Linked DNA regions of Homo sapiens: region 2 is linked to region 1. The links are chromatin loops, found by intact Hi-C in ENCODE. Cell type or tissue: heart left ventricle. All regions are shown on one strand. Each heading gives the region's core, and the rest is flanking DNA. Links, peaks and the distances in the headings are about the cores only.

What was found. A loop is a pair of places that touch in the nucleus more often than their neighbours do. Peaks named below come from ENCODE experiments on the same cell type or tissue, not always from the same donor. Only the 100,000 strongest peaks of a DNase experiment are listed, where the experiment ranks them.
Region 2: a loop joins it to region 1, with 2.7 times the contacts of the local background. A loop is called at or near these places in 2 of 110 quality-filtered maps.

What each region holds. Positions count from the first base shown.
Region 1 is chr22:18,065,819-18,068,720 of GRCh38, forward strand. All of the region lies in intron 1 of LOC105372853 (a long non-coding RNA gene), which reads left to right. Among named protein-coding and RNA genes, the nearest start is that of PEX26, 11 kb to the right of the region's middle. In heart left ventricle, for the core only: no CTCF peak of the experiment used is centred there; no DNase peak of the experiment used is centred there; H3K4me3 peaks cover 552 bases; H3K27ac peaks cover 1,084 bases.
Region 2 is chr22:17,949,426-17,952,327 of GRCh38, forward strand. The region is part of intron 1 of MICAL3 (microtubule associated monooxygenase, calponin and LIM domain containing 3); the gene reads right to left. Among named protein-coding and RNA genes, the nearest start is that of MIR648, 30 kb to the right of the region's middle. In heart left ventricle, for the core only: no CTCF peak of the experiment used is centred there; a DNase peak (open chromatin) is centred at 1,667; H3K27ac peaks cover 2,378 bases.

The DNA of each region.
Region 1 (2,902 bases), core at 164-2,663:
GGCTCGCTTTACAATCTGCCGGGTCTTGCATGTCCAAGGAAGTACGCAACCTCGATGTGATGGTCTAAGAGAATATTTTATTGCTACTTGCTATTATTGAGAATTGAAAATGGATCTGACTGGGCAGAGAACACACCAATCCCATCACATCATCCCTGCCACCCATACAGCAGTCTGCTGCTCCCTCTTCATACAAAGTCCTTTATCTGTTTGGCTGCTGGGGTTTGAGAGAAGCAGCAGCATGGCAGGGATTGTCATTTGCTTTGAATTTATTCAGCTCTGATCTATTGGGGTGGTACCATGGTCTCCCCAAATTCAGACAGAAAGGGAGTAGTGAGGATAAGACCCCTTGGTGGGGAGCTTAATGTGGACTAGCGGCTCATCCTGCATGTCCAGGAACTGGATGGCTCCAAGCCAACTGTCTTCCTCAGGGGCAGGGTCTTCTTTAGATCCCCAACACTGCAGTCTCGGCACCTTGCTACTGCCCTGATTTCCACAGACTGGCAGGACGTGATGCATGCCACATTGCACCAGAGTGATCACAGCTGTGGACAATTCTACTAAAACTACTTGCAACTCAGCCACCTGCGCAATCATTTTCTCCCTTTTTGCTACCCTTCTTCTCAATCTTTCACTTCCCTCTCACATTTTGCTAGGCAAAAGAATGACCTAAATTAAGTGCTCCTTCCCTTACCTACTCCTTTAACCCCTCTTTTCCGTTCTCCCTTTCAGCTCTCTCTCACCCGGTTCTTCTCATCCCCCTTCCTCTTCCTGTTCTGCAGCCAGCTGTGCTGGGTCGAGGGGTCAAGGGAGTGACTAAAGTGCCGTGTGTCCTTGTTGGTGGGTTTGACACTTTATCCTCCAAATGCTAAACGGTGCCTCTGCCATCGCACAGTGCCACCAGGTGCCTTGCCCTGTGGTTTACGTTATGCACTGGGGGCACCTTTCACATACAATACAAAGTCCACGGGGCCACTGGAGTTGTGCAGCTCAGCCACCTTGGTTTCAATGTGGCACTCAGAAGCCTCCAAAGCAACAAATCTCTTAGGGGAAAATGGTGGCCTCTTGGTGGAGACCAGGTTCTCAGATGGACGTCTAAGTCTGTGAAAAATGCCTCTATGTACCCAAGTCTCCCTGTTACTGTTAACCTGAGGCTCAGAGCCTTCTGACTCAAAAATCTTCCTACTTAGGCTGGGTGCAGTGGCTTACACCTGTATCCCCAGAACTTAGGGAGGCCAAGGCAGGTGGATCACTTGAGCCCAGGAGTTTGAGACCAGCCTGGCCACCATGGTGAAACTGCTTCAGAGGCTGAGGCACAAGAATCGCTTGAACCTGGGAGGTGGAGGTTGTAGTGAGCCTAGGTGGTGCCACTGCACTCCAGCCTGGGTAATAGAGTGAGACCTTGTCTCAAAAAACAAACAAACAAACAAACAAACAAACAAACACCTTCCTGATCCCCCCTCTCCAGCCTCGCCATCCACTGCTTCCCATGTGACCATGTCTCTGGACAGATGGATGGTCTGGACAGGCCATGTGCTGGCCTGGCTCCACACCCAGCTTCTGAAGGTCTTCTTGATGGCAGCACCTTCTCTCTAGATCGGAATCCATCCTCCTGTCCATCCCTGCTCAGCAACACCCTTGCACCATTCTCCAGACTCTTTTAGAGTCTGCTCCCCTCATTGGGGACAGTTCACTGGTTTCCACTACAGTTAGAAAGAAATCCCTCCTCCTGATCCTTATGAGGCCCTGTGTGCTTTGACCCCAGCCTGGCTCTCCCACCTCCTGCTCCTGCCCTTGTCCACTCTCCTCCCACCACATTGGCCTTCTGCTCGCATGCTCACCACCCTCACACCCCTCTCAAGGCCCCGCACTTGCTGCTGTGACTTCTGCTTGAAGAACTCTTCCCCCAGATATCAGGGGCTGCCAGGAAGTGAGATCTGTAAGGGCAGAAGCCTTTTCTTTTGGCAGAGTCACAATTGCATTCCAAGTGGCTTAGAACAGTGCCCGCCTGGCACATGGTGGGCGACGGGTAAATAAACACTGAATGAAAGGTGTAAGCACACGCTGCCCTATGTTGTCTGTCTCTTTCTTCCTTGCTCCATCTTTCCTTTTCCATCCTCCCCCGAGGGGAAGCCTCCTGAGGGCAGAGATCTGCTCTGTGTCAGACATCCCCCTCAGCATCCAGCCTAGTGCCTCCAGCAAAGGTGCTTCTGTCAACATTTGTTGACAGAATGGAGACCAAGCTAGTGGGAACAGTTCTTTCACGCCTTTCCCACCAGGCGGGCTCAGCAGCCTCCCAGGCAGACAAAGAGTAACCCTTGTCCTCCCAGGCCGCTGGTCCTTTGGTTCGGCAAGCCTGCCAGCAGCACAGCCTCGGGGACGTCTGCTCCTTTTGCAGCAGAGCAGATCTTCACCTGGGTTTCCTTCCCACCATCACTTTCTGAGCTGCTCAGCGTCAGAAAAAGGGTATCTGGCCTCCTGGAACTACAACTGTCCCATCATCACACACCTAATCCTAGGAGAAAGCAGTGTTCTGCTGAAGTAACTGCTGGATTTAAAAAGTGAGATCTTCTAGAAAGATGTATTAAAAGATCATGACTTTGGCTGCTGTATTTCAAAGACCAGGCAGGCATTTAGGTGACAGAGTTAAATATTCCAAACTTACCTCATCCTCTCTCTCTCTGTCTCTCAAGGGTAAACATTCCATTCCTCTTCCAAAACCCAGTGCTTCTCCATATTTGGGAATCTGGAATGGGTACTAGGGGCACAGCCCTGTCTCCTCTCGGTGTCTGCTGGGAGCTGTAGTCACCAGAGAATGTCGGCTGCTTTTCTCTGGCCAGCAAGCAGGCTCTCCTTTCTCAGGAGGACATCTGAAAGCAGGAAAGCTGTACACAGTGAGATG
Region 2 (2,902 bases), core at 227-2,726, 120 kb before region 1:
TTCAGGAAGTTCACACACAGTGAGCGACAAAGCAGGGAGAACTGCTTTGCTAAGGGTGGGCTGCTTCCAACACCTGTGCCCCTCCCCAAACGGTGCCTTACCTGGTGGATTCAAATGTATTAACTATGCCCTCTCTTACTTTTTCTTGCCCTCTGTCATAAACTTTTATAAGCGTGCATGCCACATCTCTCCTGCAATTCCCTATATGATCCGACAAGTTTTCAAATAAATGGGGACTGTCAGTCAATCTCAAATACCGTAGTGCCTGCTCAATGCCAAGGATGCGTCAGGTGCTACAAAGGGGTCCAAACAAAAGACGGATCTGTAAAGCAGAGGACGAAACAGCCAGGTAGTGACCCCTAATAAAACATGATAAGGACAACACACGATGCAGGGGCAGATACTCCCTGTGTGCACACAAAGCAACTGGGGAGCCTGGCACAATGCGAATCTGGGTCCAGCAGGCCTGGGTAGGGCCAGAGATGCTGTGCTTCTAACAAGCTCCTGGGCCAAGCCCATGCTGCTGACCAACAGGAGCTAAAGTGCTTCCAGAGACTCCCTGGGGTGGTCTAGAAAGGGAGAGATGTGATCAGAAACAGCCTGTAGAGGACTAAGTAGAATCTGGAGAAGTGTGGGCAGTGTGTCATCAGGAAGAGAGGAAACAGTGTTTCAGAAGGAGGGAAAAACTCAGGCAAGGAAGAAGCACAAATGCACAGGTCATTCACAGGGTACAGCTGTCTATTTTTTTTTTTGGAGACAAGAGTCTCGCTCTGTTACCCAGGCTGGAATGCAGTGGCGCTATCTTGGCTCACTGCAACCTCCACCTCCTAGGTTCAGGCGATTCTTGTACCTTGGCCTCTCAAGCAGCTGGGATTACAGGCGCCTGCCACCACATCTGGCGTTTTGTTTTTGTTTTTTTTTTTTTTTTTTTTTTTGAGACGAAGTTTCACTCTTGTTGCCCAGGCTGGAGCGCAATTGATCCTGGTTCACTGCAACCTCCGCCTCCTGGGTTCAAGCAATTCTCCAGCCTCAGCCTCCCAAGTAGCTGGGACTACAGGTGCCCACCACCACACCCAGCTAATTTTATTTTTCGTAGAGACAGGGTTTCACTATGTTTGCCAGGCTGGTCTTGAACTCCTGACCTCAAGTGATCCTCCCGCCTCGACCTCCCAAAGTGCTGGGATTACAGGCGTGAGCCACTGCGCCCGGCCAGCTGTCCATTTTAAAACACATAACAGCACTCCTAAACTGCACCACTCGGTTGCCAGGACTTACAGGACAACTCCCTTTGAAGAGAGTCTTACTGACTGGCTTGAGAATGAGTTCGGGGGAGGGAACGACTGCTGTTGCTGATCTGAAGAAGAGTCACACTCACGACAGATGTCTTGCGGAGGGCAGACCCACCAACGCCACTACTTGGAAAGACTCAGAGGCTAAAGCCATGAACTCTGGCACACCACAGCCTCTCGCCAAAGAATGCTTCATGAGACATTTTTAAATACCCACCATCCCATAAAGAACAGGAAAGGAAATCCCACTGTCAGCCCCACCCTGATCCCACTGTCAGCCCCACCCTGGGCCAGTCTCCTACCACGGGTCTTCCGGGAGAAGGGCCAAAGCACTGCTCTCTCCAACTGGGCATCTGGTGATGTGGCCTGGCTTCCTGGCTGGGCCACTTCCTCCACTGTCTCAAAGTGGCACTGCCCTTACTCAACAAGTTCCTCCACAGCCAGAAATGAATGCCCAGACTGTAAGGAAAGGTCACCCGCAACCCTGCAGTGTGCCCACTGTGAATAGGCAGGGTGGTACAGCCGGGAGCACTGGATTAGGATCAGGAGACAGGGATCTGGACCCGGGGTCCGTCATTCAGTGAGCCACACAACCTCTCCACGTCCATCTTCATGCTTACAAAATGCAAACTATGACCCAAGCTCCATCTACCTTACTATTGTCGGTGAAATTCAGCAATGGAAAGTACTTCACACACTGGCAAGTATCATAAAGGGTCTGAGAGATAAGAGCCCCTGTGTGACGCATGACACACTCTGCTGCTGTTCGGATCTAGTATTCATTATCCCTGCTTCGCCAAAGGAAAAACTCAGGGCACAGAGAACAAACATGACCTTGTTCAGGTCAAACACCAAATCCATGACTGCTGAGGAATAAAATGACTGCTCAGGGTTGCCATGAAATCAAACAGTCTTCCATTATGGAATAACTAGAGAATTATCTATTAACTACTTGCCTCTAGAAAACCAGTGTTTAAAATTTCTTTCTTTTTTTTTTTTTGAGACAGGGTCTCGCTCAGGCATCCAAGCTTGAGTGCAGTGGCGCGATCTTGGCTCACTGTAACTTCTGCCTCCCAGGCTCAAGGGATTCTCCTGCCTTGGCCCCCTGAGTAGCTGGGATTACAGGCGCCCGCCACCACACCCGGTTAATTTTTGTATTTTCAGTAGAGACAGGGTTTCCCCATGTTGGCCAGGCTGGTCTCGAACTCCTGGCCTCAAGTGATCCGCCCGCCTCGGCCTCCCAAAGTGCTGGGATTACAGGCGTGAGCGACTGTGCCGGGCGTAAAATTTCTTAAAAGTGCCCCACAAGAGCCAAATCACTTAGAACTCAAGGGCTGCTATGTGATGCATGAACACCCAGGGTGGAATGAACTGCAAGGATGGGAACGGGACTGCAGCACTGGCTCCATGCTTACTGGACCACCCATCCTGGGAAAGGATTTGGTTTCCTTTTCTGTACAAAGACAGGACTGGACTAAGTGATTCAACCCTTTGTTAGCAGCCTATCCCTAACACCTAGAACAAGTAAGCACTGTTCTAAGTAGGGGCAGGTGCCCCCAACCTCCCCATCACCCCACTCTCCTCGCCAGACCCCTCCAACACAACCTTGTGTT